Linked DNA regions of Homo sapiens: region 1 is linked to region 2. Evidence: chromatin loops called from intact Hi-C (ENCODE). Cell type or tissue: heart right ventricle. All regions are shown on one strand. Each heading gives the region's core, and the rest is flanking DNA. Links, peaks and the distances in the headings are about the cores only. Region 1 holds the start of SFTPA2 (surfactant protein A2). Region 2 holds the start of SFTPA1 (surfactant protein A1).

The links. Hi-C counts contacts between places; a loop is a spot of excess contacts. Peaks named below come from ENCODE experiments on the same cell type or tissue, not always from the same donor. Only the 100,000 strongest peaks of a DNase experiment are listed, where the experiment ranks them.
Region 1: it touches region 2 in a loop (2.5-fold over the local background); 17 of 110 quality-filtered maps call a loop at or near these places.

Annotation. Positions count from the first base shown.
Region 1 is chr10:79,549,812-79,562,712 of GRCh38, reverse strand. It overlaps SFTPA2 (surfactant protein A2), which reads left to right and starts at 2,306. Exons shown (of 6, transcript NM_001098668.4): 1 at 2,306-2,349; 2 at 2,715-2,744; 3 at 3,207-3,401; 4 at 3,708-3,827; 5 at 4,584-4,661; 6 at 5,128-6,861. The coding sequence starts at 3,230. The coding sequence ends at 5,504. RefSeq lists enhancers at 112-625, 5,424-5,924. In heart right ventricle, for the core only: no CTCF peak of the experiment used is centred there; no DNase peak of the experiment used is centred there; H3K27me3 peaks cover 1,188 bases.
Region 2 is chr10:79,600,794-79,612,372 of GRCh38, reverse strand. It overlaps SFTPA1 (surfactant protein A1), which reads right to left and starts at 1,434. Exons shown (of 6, transcript NM_005411.5): 1 at 1,391-1,434; 2 at 984-1,054; 3 at 376-570; 4 at 1-61. The coding sequence starts at 547. LOC124902469 (a long non-coding RNA gene) reads left to right here and starts at 7,763. Exons shown (of 2, transcript XR_007062215.1): 1 at 7,763-8,135; 2 at 8,756-9,015. In heart right ventricle, for the core only: a CTCF peak has its summit at 3,394 (motif pointing right); no DNase peak of the experiment used is centred there.

The DNA of each region.
Region 1 (12,901 bases), core at 1,863-9,862, 52 kb after region 2:
GGGAGTGGGACTCGGAGTGCAGTGAGACTGTGGACTCTGAGGTGGCTTCGCGTGGGCACCCAGGGCCTGGCAGTGTGAAGAGGATGTCCCCGCAGAGGGAGGTGGCCCAGCATGGGGGTTGAAGCCCCTAGGAGAGTGAGAAGGGCACTGAAGGAGAGCGGACCGGCCAGGGCAATGGGGCCTGAGCAGGGGGAGGAGGCTGTGGACGCGGCAGAGTGGCCTGGCTTGGACACTCGGAACTCAGCAGGGACTGCAGCAATTCTTAGTGCTAAGAATGACAAGCTTGTGTTTCTTAACTACATTCTTTAGATTTGCTGGTGCCATGTGCTGGTAAACTGTACCTGTCTCAACATCAAACTCGGATAGTGTCCCTTGCAGCACGCAGGCGAGTGCATGGTTCCCCCTGGCGGTCGGTGGCAAGCCTCACTCACGAGTCCACATTGCTACAAATCAATCAAAGGGCAACAAAGAGCGTGATGAGGGATGGGATCTTTACAATAGTCCCAAAGTGCGTCCCCACAACATAGTCACTGATTAAAATCAGAAAAAGAATAAATTTGCAGTGGCAAATTGTGACACCCACCACCTTAATTAAATGATCAACACGAACATCATCAGTCTTGGGGCAAACTAAAGTCACATGCTGCCGGGTAGAATGGGAGAAGAGCGCAGCCGGGTGTCGATGGTATTTCTGCCGAAGTTACAGAACCTGAATCTAACTGTAAGGCAATACAAACAAACAAACAAACAAAGTGAGGGGTATTTTACACAGTAACTCCCCTGTGATCTTCACACTGTGTTCAGGTCATGAAGGTGAAGGGAAGACAGAGGGACTTTGTGGGTTTCAGGACCCTGGAGAAGCGTGACAACCGAATAAGGCACATGGCTCAGAAACGGATCCTTTGCTATAAAGGACACTATTGGGGCATTGTGTACATTTTGCATAGGGCCTGAAGGCTATTTGGAGTTATTGTATCCGTGTTTATTTCTTGATTACGGTTATAATGCAAAAATGCCTTTGCGTGAAAAACACATTAAAGTATTGGGGTGTTGGGGTTTCATGTTGACAACCTACTCTCATAGGTTCAGGGGAAAAAAAAGTCGTACGATACTGGCAATTTTTCTGTAATTTTGATGTTGTTTCAGAATAATAAAATGAAAAATGAAACTGACCAAGGCCACCTGGTTAATAAGTGACAGCTCTGGGTCAAAACTCAGGTGTGCCTTTCCCCTAAAGCCATGCCCTGCCCTGCCAACCACAAGGCCCTGCACATCCAAGTTGGCCTCTGTTCCTGCTCATCACCTGCAAAACAGCCCTGCCTCCCCACAGCCAAGTTGCTGGAGCTTCGCCCCACCTGCCCCCAACCTGCACTGGCCTGACTCCCCCATTCCACACCTGGCCCAGCACCCACCACATGGTGTGGCAGACAGCACTGGGGCAGCTGAAAGACTCCATGCTACAAATTGGCACTGCCCAGCTTCCTGCTCCTGGGAGTGGGGTCCGTTGTCTGAGCTTCCGCTCCCTGGAAGAGCTCCAAACTCCTCAATGGTTTGGGATTTTTCAAACCAATTCCAAATAAGCCAGGGGAGATTTTCCTGTCTGGGTTCCCATCATTACCACCTCCACAGTTGGAGATTCCCTCCTAATCCAGATGCTCAAACCAGGACCCTAACAACTAGGGCTTCATATATCACTGGGACACTTAGCATAATCACCATTGCAGGTTGCCAGACATCACCCAAAGTGATGTTCTACCAAAGACAGAAACTGCAGCTCTCCCATGACCTTCCAGGTGCTGCCCTGACTCCTCCAGCTGAACCTGCTAGGGCAGAGGGAAGTGGAACGTGCAGCATATTTGCCTGCCACTCTGTCCATGTGCCCACCAACTCGGCTGCAGGCTCCAGAGACACTGGCTGGGGGTCCTGGGGCTCAGAGCTGAGCAAGGTTACAGGGCAGACAGGTTGGCCTGGATCAACCTGACCAACCTCAGCTGAAGCAGTGACTTCTTCATTGTCTGAAACTAAACCAGGAACCCAGTGGAGCTCCCTGAGTGCAGAGTGGGTGACCTTAGCCAGTGAGGCATTTCTCTTCTTACAGACCTGGTATTTTTCTTTACCAGGTTCTGTGCTCCCCTCAAGGGTCCTAAGTATTCCTGCAGCCTGAGTGTTCTGCAGGGAAATGTGCTGTGTAAACACTATGCCTATTTCCTGCTTGGAGAACAGGTTTTGTGGTAGAGCTCTCAGGGGTGGGGAAGAAGCCTGGCAGCCCACATGCTATAAATTCTGTTGTCCACCTTTATGCTCTAACTTGGAGGCAGAGACCCAAGCAGCTGGAGGCTCTGTGTGTGGGTGAGTTTAGCCACATCCCCTAGGTGTTCTCCAGCTTGAGGATCGCAGGCAGAGAGGACCAGCCCAGCAGCCACAGGCCTGACCAAGGCCCAGGTTGGGAAGGAGGGCAACTCCCCATTTTCCACTGGGAGGTGTTTCACAGCATGGTCAACATGGATGACCTACAAAGACCCTCATGCTTTGATATCTTCCTTGGCCAGATCCATCCCTACCAGGGACTCAGCAGGGCCTAAGCAGGGGGAGTGGGAGAACAGACCCCAAGAGGAAGGAAGACCTCATCACTGACTGTGAGAGGGTCATCACCCCCCGATGATCACCTTGAAGGGTCCAGGCTGTGGGCCCTATTCATCTCTTTTCATTCTCAGGTCGCTGATTTCTTGGAGCCTGAAAAGAAGGTAACTGGGCATATGAGGGACAGATGGAGTGAGTCAGTGAGTGAGTGACCTCATCCTTCCTTCTAACAGCCTGGGAGGGACAGGGCAGGTTTTCTGCAGAGCATGGAAGATTCAGCTGAAATCAGAGAGGTGAAGCCAGTTTCCCAGGGTAACATAGTGAGGCACTGAAAGAAAGGAGACTGCACTGGAGCCCAGGTCCCTGGGCTCCCCAGAGCTCCTTACTCTTCCTCCTCCTCAGCAGTCTTGAGACCCCACAACCTCCAGCCGGAGGCCTGAAGCATGAGGCCATGCCAGGTGCCAGGTGATGCTTGGAATTTTCCCGGGTGCTTCGGGTCTTCCCAGCACTCTGGTCTCGCCCGCCCTGCCTCTCGGGCTCTGCCCAGCTTCCTGAGTCCTGACAGAGCACAGTGGGGGAGATGTTGGCAGAGGTGGCAGATGGGCTCACGGCCATCCCTCCGGCAGGAGCAGCGACTGGACCCAGAGCCATGTGGCTGTGCCCTCTGGCCCTCACCCTCATCTTGATGGCAGCCTCTGGTGCTGCGTGCGAAGTGAAGGACGTTTGTGTTGGAAGCCCTGGTATCCCCGGCACTCCTGGATCCCACGGCCTGCCAGGCAGGGACGGGAGAGATGGTGTCAAAGGAGACCCTGGCCCTCCAGGTACTGTGCTGCAGACCCCACCCTCAGCTGAGGGACACAGACCCCTTTTCAGGAGGCCCATCTGTCCAGGCCCCTAGGCTGTGGGCCATAGTGAGCTGGGGGCTATAGTAAGCTGGGTGGGACTTCAGTCTGCAGGGGTGGTGGGTTCCTGGGGCCCTTATGATGGCGCATCCTGGAGAGTCTGTCCTCATAGTGCCCACGGAGTGATAGCTGAGCCAGCCCCGGTGATAATGGGCATCGAGTCTCACTAGCTCCAACCAGTTGTGGGTGACAGATCCTACACATCCATGTCTCTTTTCTCTGCAGGCCCCATGGGTCCGCCTGGAGAAACACCATGTCCTCCTGGGAATAATGGGCTGCCTGGAGCCCCTGGTGTCCCTGGAGAGCGTGGAGAGAAGGGGGAGGCTGGCGAGAGAGGCCCTCCAGGTGAGCAGGGCGGGGCAGGTGGGCAGTGGAAACATGGGCACAGCGACCTGAAGTCAGTTACACAGGGGTGATGGGGGTCAGACAAACCCTGCAGGTTCCCCAAGGGCATTTGGCTCAACCTAAGTAAGAGAATATGAATTTGAGGGAGAAAGCCGAGGTGTCTGGGGAGTGTGGTCACAATTCAGAGAAGGGCAGGTGTGGGAAGTCCTCCGTGCCTCATGACCGCTGATGGGGACACACTGAGTCAGGTGTGGGACGAGGGACAGCACTGGGAGGCAGGGGAGGCATGTCCTGGGATGGAGGCCCTGGGGGCAGTCTGAAGGGTGAATGCGGACGAGGCATCCAGGCAGATGGTGTGATCAGGAGCCCCACAGACAGAGGGGAACTTTGAAGCTCAGAGCGGTAAGCAAGTCCATCAGGGCAGTGCAGAGAGCATCATGCTTGCCCTTGGTGGAGGGTGCGGGAGAGGGACTTGCCCCACAGAGGCGGGCAGACAGAACCCCTCGAGGGACAGAGCAGGAAAGAGGACAAGGGGTGGGGGTCTCAGCAGGGGCAAGGCTTCACTAAAGAATAGGGGACCACGGGGTGTGGAGACACACTGGAATCTCGTGGACCCTCTGAGCCTAGGGTCTGGGTGGTGCCTAACAGCAATGAAAGGGCAGAGTTCCAGGATTGCAGATGGCAAAACGCCTGCGTGGCAGCAAGTGGGAGTCTTCACTGGCCTGCCCCTCCTTCTGTGTGGGGCACTCTCCACAGGGCTTCCAGCTCATCTAGATGAGGAGCTCCAAGCCACACTCCACGACTTCAGACATCAAATCCTGCAGACAAGGGGAGGTAAGGGGACCCCCTGGGCCTCACGGGGTAGGAGTTTCCCACAAATTCCCCTCATTCTCAGCACCACCTTCTAGAATAGAGATGACAAACAAGCGTGCACATGCAGGTGTTGGGGAAAGGAATGATGCTTGCTTTTCTGATGTCTTTGAATGGCCAAGAGGAGACAAGCAGACACAATTCACTCCCCATTTCATAAGAAAGCAAGTTCTCTGCCTGTCTTGCTTTCCACTGAATCCTAGGAAATTGCACCATTTCTGGCAATAAGTAATTGTTACTTAGATGAATGAATAAATGGAGGAGAGTCTAAAAGTGAATTTAGAAAACTGCAATTGGAAGAGGAAGAGAAGACACAGAGAGAGGCAGAGATGGAGAGACTGGGGAGAATCTGGTAGCAGAGACCCTAGGTGAGGGAGGTGGCTTAGAGACAAAGTGGTCAGTGGCCTGACCTGGACTCCTCTGCTCTCAGCCCTCAGTCTGCAGGGCTCCATAATGACAGTAGGAGAGAAGGTCTTCTCCAGCAATGGGCAGTCCATCACTTTTGATGCCATTCAGGAGGCATGTGCCAGAGCAGGCGGCCGCATTGCTGTCCCAAGGAATCCAGAGGAAAATGAGGCCATTGCAAGCTTCGTGAAGAAGTACAACACATATGCCTATGTAGGCCTGACTGAGGGTCCCAGCCCTGGAGACTTCCGCTACTCAGATGGGACCCCTGTAAACTACACCAACTGGTACCGAGGGGAGCCTGCAGGTCGGGGAAAAGAGCAGTGTGTGGAGATGTACACAGATGGGCAGTGGAATGACAGGAACTGCCTGTACTCCCGACTGACCATCTGTGAGTTCTGAGAGGCATTTAGGCCATGGGACAGGGAGGATCCTGTCTGGCCTTCAGTTTCCATCCCCAGGATCCACTTGGTCTGTGAGATGCTAGAACTCCCTTTCAACAGAATTCACTTGTGGCTATTAGAGCTGGAGGCACCCTTAGCCACTTCATTCCCCTGATGGGCCCTGACTCTTCCCCATAATCACTGACCAGCCTTGACACTCCCCTTGCAAACCATCCCAGCACTGCACCCCAGGCAGCCACTCCTAGCCTTGGCCTTTGGCATGAGATGGAGGCCTCCTTATTCCCCATCTGGTCCAGTTCCTTCACTTACAGATGGCAGCAGTGAGGCCTTGGGGTAGAAGGATCCTCCAAAGTCACACAGAGTGCCTGCCTCCTGGTCCCCTCAGCTCTGCCTCTGCAGCCCACTGCCTGCCCAGTGCCATCAGGATGAGCAGTACCGGCCAAGCATAATGACAGAGAGAGGCAGATTTCAGGGAAGCCCTGACTGTGTGGAGCTAAGGACACAGTGGAGATTCTCTGGCACTCTGAGGTCTCTGTGGCAGGCCTGGTCAGGCTCTCCAGGTGGTCAGAGGGCCCAGTGGTGCCCCAGCACGGTGGTGCCCAAGCCAACCCTGTGACTGACATGTACGATTCACTCCTTTGAGTCTTTGGATGCCAACTCAGCCCCCTGACCTGGAGGCAGCCGGCCAAGGCCTCTAGGGAAGAGCCCCCCACTGCAGACATGACCCGAGTAACTTTCTGCTGATGAACAAATCTGCACCCCACTTCAGACCTCGGTGGGCATTCACACCACCCCCCATGCCACCGGCTCCACTTTCCCCTTTTATTAATACATTCACCCAGATAATCATTAAAATTAACATGTGCCAGGTCTTAGGATGTGTCTTGGGGTGGGCACAGTACCCGGTGACTCTTGGGGATATTTATTTATTTTCCCTGAGCCTATATCTTCATCTGTGAAATGGGGATAAAAATACTTGTTGCTGTCACAATTATTACCATCTCTCCAGCTAGCAAAATTACTACCAGAGCCGTTACTACACACAAAGGCTATTGACCGAGCACATACCATGTGCCACACACCTTGACAAAATCTTTTAATACAGTTTATTATGTACTATTCAATCTTTACACAATGTCACGGGACCAGTATTGTTTACCCAATTTTTTATAAGGACACTGAAGCTTAGAGGAGTGAAATGTTTTGAGTGTTATTTCAGAGAGCAAATGGCAAAGACTGGATCCAAACCCATCTTCCTGGACCTGAAGTTCATGCTCCCAGCCACCCCACCCCTGAGCTGAATAAAGATGATTTAAGCATAATAAATCGTTAGTGTGTTCACATGAGTTTCCATAGCTTTGGTTCCAAGAAACATCACATTTCTGTTTTTGTAAATGAAATGAACTCTGGCTCTGAGCCCCCACTTTCCTCAAGATTGGAAAATTCAATCTCAGGATGTGCTTTCTTTGTTTGATGGGAGGGGCAACCTGCTCTCCTCGCTATGATGCTGCTGGAGGTTGGGGAGCTACAGACACCATTTGGAAGAACACATGGGCATCTTGAATCCATGTGGTGCATTTGTGGGTGGGGATATAATGCCTTCCGTCCTCTGCGCAGCCACCTGAATGATTTCTGCAGCCCAGCAGTGATGTTGGCACTCAGGGCTCAGTTCCAGGCCTCAGTGAGCCATCCTAGTCTCATGTCGGCTTGAAATGGGACCACTGCCCCATACCCCAGGGCTGTGCAGGATTGAGACAATGTCCCCAATTGCTTGAGGAGGCAGCCACGTATGTGTCCCACCTCCAGAAAGGCTCCCACTACTCCCACCCTCACACCTGCGAACACTCTCTCTCGTGGATTTACTGCTTTTCTTGGGCAGAGGCAAGCTCTGGATCAAGACCCACAAAATCAGATGAGAATGAGGGGAATAATTTCTGATTCTTTTCTGAATGATAATTTTTAATCTGGTCACCATTCCACATGTGCTTGGGACCCAGCACACACATTATTGAGCCTTCCCGTAAATTAAGAGAAAAACAAGGAGAAGCATGTACAAATGTTCCTTGACTTATGATGTGGTTAGGTCCTGATAAACACATTGCAAAATGATATCTTAAATGGAAAATGCATTTAATACATCTAACCTACCAAACATCATAGCTGAGCCTAGACTACTTTAACCATGCCCAGAACCCTATGTTAGCCTGCAGTTAGGCAAAACTATCTAACACAAGGTCTATTTTATAATAGGGTGCTGACTATCTCATGGAATTTATTGGCTACTGTACTGGAGGTGAATGAATGGTTGTATGTGTACCTGAAGTGTGGCTTCTCCTGAATTCACATCGCTTTTGGACCAATGTGAAGTCTATAAATTTTAAGTCAAGCCTCCATAAATCCAGGACCGTGTGTATTCCGAACTTCATAAGTAAATAAGACTCTGAAAATTTATGTCTTCTCATTTCTTGGGAGGATTATTTTTACTTTCTTTATGCATTTATTTGCTATTGTTACTATTTTATCATATTTTAAATTAACTATTGCTGGTTTATGAGAAAAACTCTTGATTTATTTTTTATTCATCTTATACCCAACCATCTTTTTGGATTCTCATTTTTTTCCTAATATTAATACTTCTAAGATAATTGATTCTTTTATTTTTTTATTTCTATTTTTGAGACAGAGTCTCTCTTTGTTGCCTGGGCTAGAGTGCAGTGGCACAATCTTGGCTCACTGGAACCTCTGCCTCCCGGGTTCAAGTGATTTTCTTGCCTCAGCCTCCCAAGTAGCTGGGATTACAGGTGTGCACCACCACGCCTGGCTAATTTTTGTATTTTTAGCAGAGACAGGGTTTCACCCTGTTGGCCTGGCTGGTCTTGAACTGACCTTAAGTGATCCTCCTGCCTCGGCCTCCCAAAGTGCAGGGATTACAGGCATAAGCCACCTTGCCCAGCCAGTGATTCTTTTATATTTTATAGATAAATAGTTATATTTATGAAGGATGGAAATTTGATCTGTCCTTTTATGACATTTATATTTTTTCCATCTCATTTCTTAGCTCCACCCCAGGAGCTCAGTTAAGGAGGGAGGAGAAAGGACTGAGCCGGGCACCCCTTCCCTCCTCCCATCTTGGGCCTGGGATGTGAATGCACACTGACCTTCTCTGGTTCGCTCTCTTTCATCTGCCATGAAACCTACGGTGAACCATTGTGAGGCAGGAGGGTTGTGGAGGGCTCCAGGGACAAAGCCTTTGTGAACACAGTAAGCTTTTGTTTTTGTTTTTCATGAGAGACACAGGAAACTGTAAAGGAATATTGAATTTAGGCCTGAACTTGTCATATTTTTCTCATAGAAAGATCATTCTGGTGAATATACCAAAGATGTGCCTGAGATCTGTAGGAGTAGATGCTGGGGGACTTCCCTGAACAGCTGTCATTATGTAATAGTCCAGGTAAGATTTTTTTTTTTTTTTAGTTAGAAGCCTATGGAACCAAACAATGAGTCATGGACAATAGCTATTAGTTATTCCTCAATTATCTACACCGGTGATGGCTCAATAATCTTAGGGTTGCTGGGTTTAGAAAATAAAAATATAGGCTGGGTGCAGTGGCTCACGCCTGTAACCCCAGCACTTTGGGAGGCCGAGGCAGGTGGATCACGAGGTCAGGAGTTTGAGACCAGCCTGACCAACATAGTGAAACCCTATCTCTACTAAAAATATAAAAAAAATTAGCGGGGCATGGTGGCAGGTGCCTATAATCCCAGCTACTTGGGAGGCTGAGGCAAGGAGAATCACTTGAACCTGGGAGGCAGAGGTTGCAATGAGCCGAGATGGTGCCACTGCACTCCAGCCCCAGTGACAGTGCAAGACTCTGTCTCAAAAAAAAAAAAAAAAAGAAAATAAAAAGAAAATAAAAATATAGGATGCCCAGTTAATTTGAATATCAGATACACAGGTAGTTTATTCAGTGAGTCGTATGCAGTATTTGGGACACGCTTATTCCAAAAATTTATTCAATGTTTATCTGAAGTTCACATTCCACAGGGTGCTCTGCATTTTACCTGGCAACTCTACCTGTAGGGGCCTGGACAAGCAGAGTCTTTGGGTGAGGCAGGAGACACTTCCTGTGGTTAGTGGCATGTGACAATATTTAGCTTGTACCCCATCAGGCTTGTACCCCAATGCCTTTGGGCTCACGAATGAATGTGATGTCTTTCCTGAGCTCTGTGGATGGTGTATGGTGTATGGTGAGCAGGGCCACTGAAGCATGTTGTGTATGAGCACGAATGAGGCTGGTATTTCAAACACACTCTGGCCCTCCCCTCAGCAGGACATCCAGGAGCCTGGGGTAGGAATCTTCTAGGTTTGCTTCATTTCCACCTACTGCAGCTGCCCTGCATCCACCCAGCCTAGCATGAGTCTTCTCCTGGGGGCTTCCAGCGGTGTTTCCATGAATAAATAGGGAGGATGGCAAGGTAAGACAAAGGGACCGGAGCAAAGGAAAGGACCAAATGTGGCTGGCATGCCTCCGACAAGCCTTCTGGAGTGTGAGTATCTGTCAAAGCAGGAATGGTGCCTTGGGCAGAGGAGCTTCTCATGGTGTCTGTCTCTTTCTCTGGGGAAGTGGGCTTCAGACACCTTTAGAACCACATGCACAAAGCCCTGCCAGGGCTTAGGATCTCCAGACAAAGCTGTGCTCAGGCAGAGGCATAGGACAGGCAGGCAGCAGGAACAGGAAGGGCTAGCAGCTCTTCCCTGGCTAGCAGCTGGGGTTCTGCCTCCAGCTGCCTCCCCAGGACAGAAGCCAGATAAGCTGCTCTGAAGTCACCTTGCAGGAGTTAGGGAACGCACCTGCCACATATGCTGTTTTGGGAGAGAACTTTCAGCTGACTGCAAGCTTCCCAGGCTGCTCCCAGTGGAAAGTCTGACTCCTGGGCTGGGAGGTTCCTTCTCTGCCAACACCCCCTTCTGAGCCTACAGGCTGGCAGTGAACAATGCAGTTGGCATCTCCCTGCAGCTCCAGCTGAGCCTTCGGGGTCATATCTCAAGGGGCTATTAAGGGAAATCATCACCTCAGGATTGATCATCTCTTTTTTTCGCTATAGTCACAATTTAAGGAATTGCGTGAAACAGTCAAGTGGGGGCAGACATTAGATTTCAAGAAGGCTCGACTATTCCAAAATATGGCCTGAGCCTGTGCCACCCAACTTCCTCGACCATGTAGACTTCATTCCTTCCTTCATTCATTTGTTCCAACTTTCGCCAGTATTTCCCAAGTAGCTACCTTGTGCCAGCCTAGAGGCGGGAAGCACACAGTGAGGAGGGGACAGCAGACTCTGACATGGACAAGGACACCGGGCAGCAGTGCAGGGGGCAAGGGTAGGCTCTGGAGAAGACAGAGGGACTCCAGCATGGGCAGGCCACTGGGCATGTCCCTAAGCCTCTTGGAGCCTCAGATTCCAGTCTGTAAACAGGAGATGCCAACAGTATCTACCTCATTGAGCTGAAAAGGCAATAAATTAGGGTGGTCCACATGAGGCCCTGGCAGAGGGACTGGTGTGGGGAACACTTGACCCATGCTGAAATGTCCCACACCTACAAGGCAACAGGGCCCCACTCCACATGCACCAGTCCAGTGCCTGCCTTCTGCTGGTGGGGAGCACGTGTTCCTTGACCTGTGAGCCCTGTGGGGAGTCCACATCATGCACCTGTCAGATTCCCAACTGTAGGTAGGGTCTTCTGAAACCACGTGGTGTGTTACTGATGCTTTCAAGTCTACTAATTCCAGAGGACCTGTTAGGTGGGTGCTGGAGTATTATTTGTTAGGAAACAGCGACTGTGAGCAAATAAAGGCTCCAGCTTCAAATAAACACTCATCTCAAAGAACTGTGACTGAAAACACTTGGTTATATAGGGGACAGCGTTAATATAAAAATCGTAAGTATTAATATAAATATAAAAAGTTGAATTTGTGCTACTTATACGGCCTGAGCTAGAGGAACTCAGCCCCTGCAAACCTCACCCAGGCCTCCTCTGCCAGAGCTGGGACTCTAACTCCAGCCATGTGGCCACACAACCAGCAGCAGGCTCTAGAACACATCGGTAAAACCCTATCAATTATTACAAGTTGGAATTCTTCCATCCTTCTTGGTAAATAGCCACTCCCCTGAGACCCCCACAGTGCCCCCACCCCTGACCTTCTTCTGATCTGGCAAAAAATTGGTCAATGCTTGTGACAGGGAGACCCTCTAGGACCTTTTCCGAGATTCTAACTAGTCAGCAAACAGGTCACACCACTGAAATTTTGAATATCATGTACAATATGCTTTCTTGTTGTTTCTTTTTTCTCTTTCCCTGCATTCCTTTGGATTGTTTGAATTTTCTTTAATAGGAGGGTGGTACTAGAATTACAGATGTATCAATAAATACCAGCCTACTAGTACCTTTTTTCCTGGGTTCTGTCTCCCACTGGGGTACCACATTCTGACAAGCCATTCCAGCTAGAGATCTGACAGCAACTGTATTTCTCTCTACCAGAATCATCTTTCAAATGCTGTCAGTAGAGATGGATTCACCAGGAAACTGCAGGGCCTCTTGCTTGCATGGGCTCCTTACAAGGCCGTGGTGGGAGAGGCTTTAACAATGTTTGACATGGTAATATGTTTTTACAGACTTTGCAAAAGTAAGCGATTTTAAGTGCAAATGCAGTCATGCATTGCTTAATGACAGGGATGTGTTCTGAGAAATGCATCCTTATGTGACTTTGTTGTTGTGCAAACGTCATCAGGTGTACTTACACAGAACTAGATGGTAGAGCCTACTATATGCCTAGGCTGCCTGGTATAGCCTATCGCTTCTAGGCTACAAGCCATTGCAGCGTGTTACAGTACAGAATATGCTAGGCAATTGTAACACCATGGCAAGTACTTGTCTATCTAAACATGCCTAACCACAGAAAAGGTACGGGAAAAATATGGTATGATAATCTGAAGGGACCATCATGGTCCAGCTCATCTGGCTTCTGTCCTGGGGAGGCAGGTGGAGGCAGAACCCCCGCTGCTAGCCAGGGAAGAGCTGCTAGTCCTTCCTGCCCCTGCCGCCTGCCTGTCATGTGCCCCTGCCTGACCATCAGGGTCCCACATGGTCTGTCATTGACTGAAATGTCCTCGTGCAGCACTTGACTGTAGTTAAGATGGCTGGCTCTTTCCACTCTGATTTCCCCTCCATCTCATTGCTCCTTGTGCCCCTCATGTTGGAGTGGTCATAGGCATTTTTAGGATCTGGCTTGGCATGAGACAGCTTTATGTAGTTTACAGTCACTTCTGTGTGTGGTTGCATTACTGCTAGTCTTCCAGCGTAGGAATGGCTTCCAGGAATATTGTTCTGATTCAGCC
Region 2 (11,579 bases), core at 1-8,000:
GCTCCAGGCAGCCCATCATTTCCAGGAGGACATGGCATTTCTCCAGGTGGACCCATGGGGCCTGCAGAGAAAAGAGACATGGATGTGTAGGATCTGTCACCCACAACTGGTTGGAGCTAGTGAGACTCGATGCCCATTATCACCAGGGCTGGCTCAGCTATCACTCTATCACTCCGTGGGCACTATGAGGACAGACTCTCCAGGATGCGCCATCATAAGGGCCCCAGGAACCCACCAGCCCTGCAGACTGAAGTCCCACCCAGCTTACTATAGCCCCCAGCTCACTATGGCCCACAGCCTAGGGGCCTGGACAGATGGGCCTCCTGAAAAGGGGTCTGTGTCCCTCAGCTGAGGGTGGGGTCTGCAGCACAGTACCTGGAGGGCCAGGGTCTCCTTTGAGACCATCTCTCCCGTCCCTGCCTGGCAGGCCGTGGGATCCAGGAGTGCCGGGGATACCAGGGCTTCCAACACAAACGTCCTTCACTTCGCACACAGCACCAGAGGCTGCCATCAAGATGAGGTTGAGGGCCAGAGGGCACAGCCACATGGCTCTGGGTCCAGTCGCTGCTCCTGCAGGAGGGATGGCCGTGAGCCCATCTGCCACCTCTGCCAACATCTCCCCCACTGTGCTCTGTCAGGACTCAGGAAGCTGGGCAGAGCCCGAGAGGCAGGGCGGGCGAGACCAGAGTGCTGGGAAGACCCGAAGCTCCCGGGAAAATTCCCAGCATCACCTGGCACCTGGCATGGCCTCATGCTTCAGGCCTCCGGCTGGAGGTTGTGGGGTCTCCAGGCTGCTGAGGAGGAGGAAGAGTAAGGAGCTCTGGGGAGCCCGGGGACCTGGGCTCCAGTGCAGTCTCCTTTCTTTCAGTGCCTCACTATGTTACCCTGGGAAACTGGCTTCACCTCTCTGACTTCAGCTGAATCTTCCGTGCTCTGCAGAAAACCTGCCCTGTCCCTCCCAGGCTATTAGTCAGGTCACTCACTCACTGACTCACACCATCTGTCCTCATCCCTGCTGTGTTACTTTCTTTTCAGGCTCCAAGAAATCAGCGACCTGAGAATGAAAAAAGATGAACGGGGCCCGCAGCCTGGCCCCCCTCAAGGTGGTCAGTCATGGAGTCCCCTTTCTTTTTGGGGTCTGTTCTCTCACTGCCCCTCCTGTAGGCCCTGCTGAACCCTGTAGGGATGGATCTGGCCAAAGAAAATAACAAACATGAGGATCTTTGCAGGTCACCTATGTTGACTGTGCTGTGAAACACCTCCCAGTGGAAAATGGGGAGTTGCCCTCCTTCCCAGCCTGGGCTTTGGTCAGGCCTGTGGCTGCTGGGCTGGTCCTCTCTGCCTGCGATCCTCAAGCTGGAGAACACCTAGGGGATGGGGCTAAACTCACCCACACACAGAGCCTCCAGCTGCTTGGGTCTCTGCCTCCAAGTCAGAGGGTAAGGTAGACGCAGCATTTATAGATGTGGGGGCTGCCAGGCTTCCTCCTCACCCCTGAGAGCCCTACCACAAAACCTGTGCTCCAGGCAGGAAATGGGCATAGTGTTTACACAGCATGTTTCCCCAAGAGCACTCAGGCTGGAGGATCTCAAAGGACCCTTGAGGGGAGCACAGAACCTGCGAAAGAGGAACTCCAGGTCTGTAAGAAGAGAAATCCCCCCCTTGGCTGAGGTCACCCACCCTGCCCCTAGCAAGCTCCTTAGCAGTGAAAGCCGAGAGCCCTTACACAGGCACTAAGGAAGCCCCACTGGGTTCCTGGTTTAGATTCAGACAATGAAGAACTCACTGCTCCAGCTGAGATTGGTCAGGTTGATCCAGGCCAACTTGTCTGTCCTGCGACCTGGCTCAGCCATGAGCCCCAGGCCCCCCCACCAGCCTGTGTCCCTGGAGCCTGCAGCTGAGTTGGTGGGCACATGGGCAGAGTGGCAGGCAAATATGCTGCACGTTCCACTTCCCTCTGCCCTAGCAGGTTCAGCTGGAGGAGTCAGGGCAGCACCTGGAAGGTCACGGGAGAGCTGCAGTTTCTGTCTTTGGTAGAACATCACTTTGGGTGATGTCTGGCAACCTGCAATGGTGATTATGCTAAGTGTCCCAGTGATATATGAAGCCCTAGTTGTTGAGGTCCTGGTTTGAGCATCTGGATTAGGAGGGAATCTCCAACTGTGGAGGTGGTAATGATGGGAACCAAGACAGGAAAATCTCCCCTGGCTTATTTGGAATTGGTTTGAAAAATCCCAAACCATTGAGGAGTCTGGAGCTCTTCCAGGGAGCGGAAGCTCAGCCAATGGACCCCACTCCCAGAAGCAGGAAGCTGGGCAGTGCCAATTTGTAGCATGGAGTCTTTCAGCTGCCCCAGTGCTGTCTGCCACACCATGTGGTGGGTGCTGGGCCAGGTGTGGAATGGGGGAGTCAGGCCAGTGCAGGGTGGGGGCAGGTGGGGCGCAGCTCCAGCAACTTGGCTGTGGGGAGGCAGGGCTGTTTTGCAGGTGATGAGCAGGAACAGAGGCCAACTCAGATGTGCAGGGCCTTGTGGTTGGCAGGGCAGGGCGTGACTTTAGGGGAAAGGCACACCTGAGTTTTCACCCAGAGCTGTCACTTATTACCCATGTGGACTCAGTCAGGTTATGTAACATTTTGAGGCTCAGTTTCCTTTTTGTTTTTATTATCTTGAAACATCAAATTTACAGAAGAATTGCAGGCACGGTACAAATATGTTTCCCTGAACCTATGAAAGTAGGTTGTCAGCATGAAACCCCAACACCCCAATACTTTAATGTGTTTTTCATGCAAAGGCATTTTCGCATTATAACCATAATCAAGAAATTAACATGGATATAATAACTCCAAATAGCCTTCAGGCCCTATGCAAAATGTACCCAATGCCCCAATAGTGTCCTTTATAGCAAAGGATCCATTTCTGAGCCATGTGCCGTATTCGGTTGTCACGCTTCTCCAGGGTCCTGAAACCCACAAAGGCCCTCTGTCTTCCCTTCACCTTCATGACCTGAACACAGTGTGAAGATCACAGGAGAGTTACTGTGTAGAATGCCCCTCACTTTTTTTTTTTTTTTTTTAATGTATTGGCTCATGATTAGATTCAGGTTCTGTAACTTCAGCAGAAATGCGATAGACATCCTGCTGCGCTCTTCTCCCATTCTACCGGGCGGCATGTGACTTTAGTTTGCCCCAAGATTGATGATGTTCTTGTTGATCATTGAATTAAGGTGGTGGGTGTCACGCTTCACTACCATAAATACATTCTTTTTCTGGTTTTAATCAGTGACTATGTTATGAGGACGCACTTTGGGGCTATTGTAAAGATCCCATTCCTCATCACACTGTCTCTGTTGCCCATTGATTGATTTGTAGCAATGTGGACTCGTTCGTGAGGCCTACCACTGACCACCAGGGGGTGCCGAGCACCCACCTGCGGGCTGCAGGGGGCACTACGTGTGTTTGATGTTGAAACAGTTACAGTTTGCCAGCACATGGCACCAGTGAATCTAAAGAATGTCGTTAAGAAGATGGTTCTCCCAACACAAATTTGTCACTCTTAGCTCTAAGAATTGCTGTAGTTCCTGCTGAGTTCCGAGTGCCCACACCAGGCCACTCAGCTGTGTCCACAGCCTCCTCCCCCTGCTTAGGCTCCACTGCCCCCGCCGGTCCAGTCCGCTCTCCTTCAGTATCTTTCTCGTTCTCCTCGGGGCCTCACCCTCCACGTTGGGCTTCTTCCCTCTGCAGGGATATCCTCTTCACACTGCCAGTCCTTGGGCGCCCATGCCAAGCCACCTCAGAGTCCACAGTCTTGCTTTCTCTCTCCATCACACCCTGAGTTTTCACTAAAGAAGGAAGGGAATGAGGCATGCCTCTATTCTCTGTCTTTCAGAATAGGCAACCATCTCTCTTCACCACTCCCAGCTTATACCCCTCTGGAGTGTATCCAGAACCAATGGGACTGCTTTGATCCTCTTAATCTGGAAGAAAAATGCCTCATAGCCCTCTGCACAAAGGTTTGGCCAAATTATGAAGGACCGGGTGGACCTCAGGAATGAACCTTTCATTTCGATAGTATCCGGTGATCAGGCCTTTTCTGTATACATGAAGACAAATGGTCTGAGGTCCCATATGTGCAGGTTTTCTATACCTTGCAAGGCAATCCAGACCTTTGCTGACAGTGTAGGATTGATACAGCCCTCCTGCTTGCCATCTCAGGGAGGACTGCAAGGGGCAAGCCTAGGAAACTAAAGATATGAATCCCAGAGGCACCCCAAGCAGAGAAGCCAGCCCCCTCCAGCTCTTCCCCTCTGGGTCTACCTCGACCTCCCTATTCAGCTTCAGCCTCTCACTTGCCCCCTCCTAAAAATCCTCACCCTAGACAAGCCCCAACCTCACTCTTGCCCCTTCAACCAATGCCTGGTGAATTTGGGCCCAGTAAGGTCCAGTTCCCCTCCTCCCTACAGGACTTAAAGTGAATTAAGGGGGATCTTGGGAACTTTTCAGATGACCCCGACAGATATATAGAGGCTTTCCAGAATTTCACCCAAATATTTGATCTCTCCTGGAGAGACATTATGTTGCTTTTGAACCAGACCTTGACAGACACTGAGAAGCAGGCTGCTCTGCAAGCAGCAGAGAGATTTGGGGATGAGCTTAGTATCACATATAGTGTCAGGGAAGGGGGCAAACATTATCCAACTGGGAGAGAAGCAGTATCAATGGATTACCCTAAATAGGATTCCAATGACAAGATGGAAGCCTGGAAGAGGAGGCACTTTCAGGTGTGCATAATGGAGGGCTTATGTAAGACCAGGACCAAGCCTCTCAATTATACTAAATCATCCATGATTGACCAGGGATTTGATGAAAATCCCACTGCCTTCCTGGAAAGGCCAAGGGAGGCCTTAGTAAAGCACACCTGTCTATCCCCTGATTCAGCTGAGGGACAACCAATCCTAAAGCATAAATTTACTACTCAGGCAGCCCCTGATATCAGGAGGAAGCTACAAAACAGGCTCTGGGACAAGAGAGTACTTTAGAGAACCTTCTGAAAGTACCCACCTTGGTTTTTTATAATAGAGATAGGTAGGCACAAGAGAGAGAGGAAATACAGGAAAGAGACAGAGACTTTAATGGCCAGCAGACAAGCCCACAAACCCCAGAATTCCCAGGGTGCACCTGTCAATTGCTACAGATGTGGCAAATCAGGGCATTTCAAGAATTTCTCAGACAGCATGAGGAAGCTACCTCAACCCTGTCCAATCTGCAGTGGGGACCACTGGAGGGTGGACTGTTCCTGGGCATGCTGGTCACCAGGTCCAGAGCCAGTCTTCCAAATGGTCCAGCAGCAGGACTGACAGGTCCCAGGGCTCCTCTCCTGGCTCCTGTAGTCCAGACCACCATTATCATCAAGGTGCCCTGGGTAATCATGGAAATCGAAGAGAGGAAAGTGGACCTCCTTTTGGACACTGGGACTGGTCTCTCAGTTCTCCTCTTGAATCCAGGCCCCCTCTCCTCTCTTAGCATGACTGTGAGGGACATCTCAGGAAGGTCTTTAACCCGATATTTTTTCCAACCCCTTAGCTGTACCTGGGGTTGTTCACCAAAGCTTTTCTAATTATGCCTGAAAGCCCAACTCCTCTGTTGGGTAGGGATATTCCGGCCCATGTGGGGACCATCATTCTGATGGCCCCTAGGGAAACTCTTTGTCTCATCCTAGTAGAGACCAATATTAACCCAGAAGTTTGGGCAACTCTAGGGAAGATTGTCAGAGCCACAACTACCATACCAGTCTGGGTCCATCTTAAGGATCCCACCTCCTTTCCTAACCAGAAACAATATCCCCTGAAACTAGAGGTTAGGAAAGGACTAGAAGCCATCATTGATAACTTGAAGATGGAGGGCCCACTCAAACCCTGCAATAGCCCTTGTAATACCCCAATATTGGGGGTACAAAAACCCAACTAGAAATGGAGGCTAGTTCAGAACCACCTCCTTGTTAATGAGGCTGTGGTTCCAATACATTCAATGATTCCCAATCCGTATACCCTGCTAGCTCAAATACCTGAGGGAACTAAATGGTTCCTGGACCTAAAGGATGCCTTCTTCTGCATACCATTATACCACAACTCCCAGTATTTGTTTGAATTTGAGGATCCCTCTAACCAAACCACCCTGTTAACCTGGACAATGTTACCTCAGGGATTCCAAGACAGCTCCCACTTGTTTGGGCAGGCATTATGGAGAGATCTCTCCAAGTTCCTTTATCCTCAGGTCAAAGTTTTGCAATACATGGAGGACCTTCTCTTTTGCACTCCAACTGAGGAAATCTCTCAGAAGGGCAGTAAGGCTCCTCTTAATTTTCTTGCTAACAGAGGATATAATGTTTCAAAATCTGAAGCTCAGCTCTGTCAGACTTCAGTGAAGCACCTAAGCCTGGTCTTGTCAGAGGGGACCAGGGCATTGGGCGAAGAAAGGATTAAACCTATCTCCTCCTTTCTCCTCCCCAAACACTCAAGCAACCGAGGGGATTCTTACGCACAGGAAGTGGCAGTAATACATTGTAAAGGCCACCAAAGAGGGATGGATGAAATAGCTGAGGGAAACGGGCTGGCAGACTGAGCAGCTAGGGGCTGAGCCGCTTCCTGTGGGAGGAAAACTGAGCAAAATAGTCTATTAATTTCCTGATGGCATTTAATGGGATACCCATTAGCTGTGAGGAAGTTCCTGTCTTTCCAGATAGTGGCATGGGTGTGGAGAACTAGGAAAGCATACTTAGAATCAGTATAAATGTTAACTGTTTTTCCTTTGCCTAATTCAAGTGCTCTCATGAGGGTAATTAGTTTGGCCAGTTGAGCACTTGTGCCTGAGGAGAGAGGTGTGCTCTCAACAATATCATTCAGAGTAACTATTTCACACCCTGCTTTATGAGCAGCTAGCTAGACTGAGCAGCTAGCAGCAGCAAGGGGGCCCCAGGTCTCTGACCCACTTGAAGCCTTACTGATCTTGGAGGGCCCCCATCAGAGAAATAAAACCTCAATACTCTCCTATGGAAATAGAATGGGACACCTCTTAGGATGGCATGCTTCATCTACCAGCTGGCAACCAATGGAAAGTTCTTAAAAGCCTTCTCCAGGCCTTCCACCTAGGTACAGATAAAACCTACTGACTGGCTCAGATTGTTCTCAGATAAAAACCTGATACAAACAGTTAAACAGGTTGTTAATGCTTGCAAGACCTGCCTTAAAAACAATCCCCTTAATTAATAGTGTCTTCTCCAAGGCTACCTAGGGGAAGACTGGCAAATGGATTTCACCCATATGCCAAAGGTAAGGGGCATCCAGTACCTCCTAGTGTGGATAGATACCTTCACTAACTGAGTAGAAGCATTTCCATGTCAGACAGAGAAAGCCTCTGAGGTGATAATAGTACTAATCAATGAGATAATTCCTCACTTTGGACTCCCTAAGTACCTCCAGAGCAATAATGGCCCCTCGTTCAAGGCAGCTGTCACCCAGGGGGTCTCAAAGGCACTAGGCATACAGTACCATCTTCATTGTGTTTGGAGACCACAATCCTCAGGAAAGGTAGAAAAGACAAAAATGATATTATCAAAAGGCACCTCAAGAAACTGTCTCAGGAGACTCATCTCCCCTGGACTACTCTTCTTTCCATAGTCCTGCTATATATCAGAAACACTCCTTCAAGTCTGGGTTTGAGTCTCTTTGAGACTATGTATGGATGACATTTTCTCATGAATGATTTCTTGCTAGACCAAGAAACCTTTGTTTTAATTAAGCACATAACCTCTTTGGTCCATTTCCAACAGGAACTGAAACAACTGTTGAAGGCCCAATCCCACGAACCAGGCCCACCTCTATTCAACCCAGGGGACCTAGTACTGGTAAAGGTACTTCCTTACCTTTCTCTCTCAATATGCCCTGGTTGGGAGGGACCTTGCACTGTACTTCTTTTCACTCCTGTGGTGGTGAAGGTCAAGGTCACCAGAATAGACTCTTGGATTCATTATACTCAAGTAAAGGCCTGGGAAGCCAACAGAGTCACCTCTTTCAACCTAGAGGAGCATCCAAAATACCATTGTGAAGAGATCAGGGTACTCAAACTAAAAATCACAAAAGGTTAGTGTTAATTAACATTTCATGTATGTCCTCTTTGTAGTCTTGCCTATGCTTGTGGTTCTTACCTTTGTTCTGTTCTATACCACGGGGTACAATAGTGTTTTCAGGGTAATTAGTATATTTTACTTCTTATTTCTGTAATCTTTGGCACTAGATTCTTTCCTTGTATAATACACAATTTTAACCCATGCCTACTTAATCTTATAAAACTTTTTTTTTCCTCTCTCACTTAGAGGTTATCAAACTCAAGATGATCAGGCAATCAGAGCCTCAGATGATGGCTCCCTTTTGTCAGGGACCTTTAGATAGACGTCTGGGAGGAATCTGACTGACATTTTCCCCAAAAAAACTCCCCCTGTCAGCAGGAAGTAGCTAAGACTTGTCATCGTCCATATTCTAAAGGCAGTTAGATGTGCCTCTTCAGAGGAGGGGAATGATAATGACAGGAGACAGTGACACACTGGGTAAAAAAAGGGTGACTCCCCAACAAAGACCCCACCCTCAAGCCTGAAGACCTGTGGCCCTAAATGAGAAAAGACATTTCTGTTTTCATGACCAAAAAGTTGCCTTTTGTTCTGCCACAACCCCTATCCTGCAACCATATAAACCTTGAACCCCAGGCTCCAGAAGCAGACCAGCAGACTAGCAGACAAGCAGATGGACAGTGGAACGACGTGGCAGAGAGAGAGAGAAGAGGAGGAACATCTGAACACTGAGGGGAGTTTGCCCAGGGGCGATCGGAGAAGATACCAGCTACTGGATGGCCCGCCTCCAAGGGAAGATCACCTTCCCACTCCATTTCCCTTTCCAGTCCCCAATCCATCTCACTGAGAGCCACCTCCACCACTCAATAAAATCTTGCACTCATCCTTCAAGCCCACATGTGATCTGATTCTTCCAGGATGCTGGGTGAAAGCTTGGGATACAGAAAGCTGTCACACAGGCCCTCTGCCCTTAGGATAAGGCAGAGGGTCCATTGAGCTGATTAACACTCAAGCCACCTGCGTATGCAAAACTGAAAGAGTTTTGTAACACCAGGATTACAGGCACCCATCCCTAGACTCTACTGAACAGCTGGAGCCCAAAGCACTCACCCCAGCCTCTGAACCTGCCCATCTGCATGCTCCCCCTAGGGGTTTGAGCAGTGGGGCAACCAAACAGGTGAGCCACACCCCTGTCATGCATCCTGTGAGGGGGATCAGGGGACTCTCCCGTTTCAAAGGGGTGCAGAGTGGAGGCCATGTACAGGCACTAAGGACAGTGCATGGGCTTCTCTGCATATTTGAGGCCTCTCTCTTAGTGCTCAGGGGACCCTTCCCCTGCCCCCTTTTCCAGCTGCCCTGGGTGCTAGCAGTAGGAGGAGGCTGTCTGTGACTGCTGGATCTTTCTGTCACTTTGGATCATCACAGCACTCTATGAGTTGTACAGAGAGTAAATCCCCATTCCATACTTCAGTCAGCTGAGGATGACAGGGGTTACATGGATTGCCAGAATTACCAGAAATCTTCTTTCCAGCTCAGTCCTCTGCTAGAACCTTCCCAGAGTCAGAGGAACATGCTTATTCTACCTGTACATGAAGACAAGGGAATGCACAAATTAATTTACTAATCATGGATATATTTCAAAATCGCTTATAATGTCAGAATCTAAGGGACAGCTCAGCCACATGAAGGGGATGGAAGTTGAGGCTTTTCTTTGCTGAGGCAGCCAGCAAACTAAGCAAATATGTGTGTATGCATTATATACATATATATACACACACATATATTGTGTGCTGTATGTTTACATACATATATATTACATTGATGCCTCTCTAATAATGCCATTTTATTTTTAAAAAGAATAACACTGTAAATATATTTCTGTTGCCTAGAAATAGCATCCAATTTGCCTTAAAAATCACATTACTTGTTTTTATTTTCATTTTTGCCAATGCAGCCTTGTCACCCTTCTTTCTGCCCTGAACATTTTGAACCTTCCAAACCCCAGAGAAATACATCATGCTTTACTGAGGTTTTGAGGAGAGGGAGAGAGGTTTTCCCATTCTGCACCTTGGAGGAATTGAAACTGGCAGGTGGCAGCAACTGTCTTCAAAGAAATAGGCTCAGGAACACACACGTGCAGACACACACACACACATTCTCTTACTTTGCACCAATAAGATCATACTGCATATACTGTTCTACAATTAGTGTTTTCTCTTACATATGCCAGCCATCTTTTCAGATTGACACATAGGGATATAATTGTAACTATAGTCTTTTCTTGGAGTTTGTTTGTTTTTACTTCTGGTAATATATTCTTTACTATCTTTTTAATTTAAAAAATGTTATTTTTGACACAATTATTTTACATACATATGGGCACAGTGGACTATTTTGATACATGTATGTAACGTGCAATGATGAAATCAAGGTAAGCAGCATATTCATCACCTCAAAAACTTACTGTTTTGTGTTGATAACATTCAAAATCCTCTCTTTTAGCTATTTGAAAGTATACATAATTTTTTTGTTGGCTATGGTCACCCTACAGCGCTAAAGAAGGCTACAACTCATTTCTCCTATCTAGCTGTAATTTTGTACCCATTGCCCCACCTTTCCCATTTCTCATTCCCCTTAATCTTCCCAGCCTCTAATATATTCTGTTCTACTGTTTACTTACTGTTCTATGTTTACTTCTATGAGATTAACTAAGTTTTCTTAGCATCCACAAATGAGTGAGAACATGCTGTGTTTAATTTTCTTTTCCTGGCTTTATTTCACTTAACATAATGGCTCACCCATGTTGCTATGAATGGCAGAATTTTATTCTTTCTTATGGATGAACTGTATTCCATTGTGTTTAGTTACTACATGTTTTAAATCCATTCATTCACTGATAGACACTTAGGTTGATTCCATATCTTGGCTATTATGAATAGCTCCGCAATAAACATAGGAGGGTAGATACCTCTTTAACATACTGGGTTCCTTTTCTTTGAATACCCAGTAGTGGGATTGCTAGATTATATGATAGTTCTAGTTTTAGGTTTTCAAGAAAGCTTCATTTTGCTTTCCATAATGGCTGTAGTACTTTCCATTTCCACCAACAGTGTATGAGTTCCCTTTTCTCTGCACCCGCACCAGTATTTATTCTTTTTTGTCTTATTGATAAAAGCCAGTCTACCTGGGGTGAGATAATTTATTTTGGTTTCATTTGCATTTATCTTAGGAATAAAGATATTGAGTGTCATTTATATACGTGGCCATTTTTATGTCTTCTTTTGAGAAGTGTCTGTTCAGATCATTTGCCTATTTTTAAATTGGATTATTTGAATGTTTTGCTGTGGAATTGTTTGAGTTCCTTTTATATTCAGGATATTAATCCCTTATTGGATGAATAGCTTGTGGATATTTCTCCCACTCTGCAGGCCGTCTCTTCACTCAGTTGATTGTTTTCTTT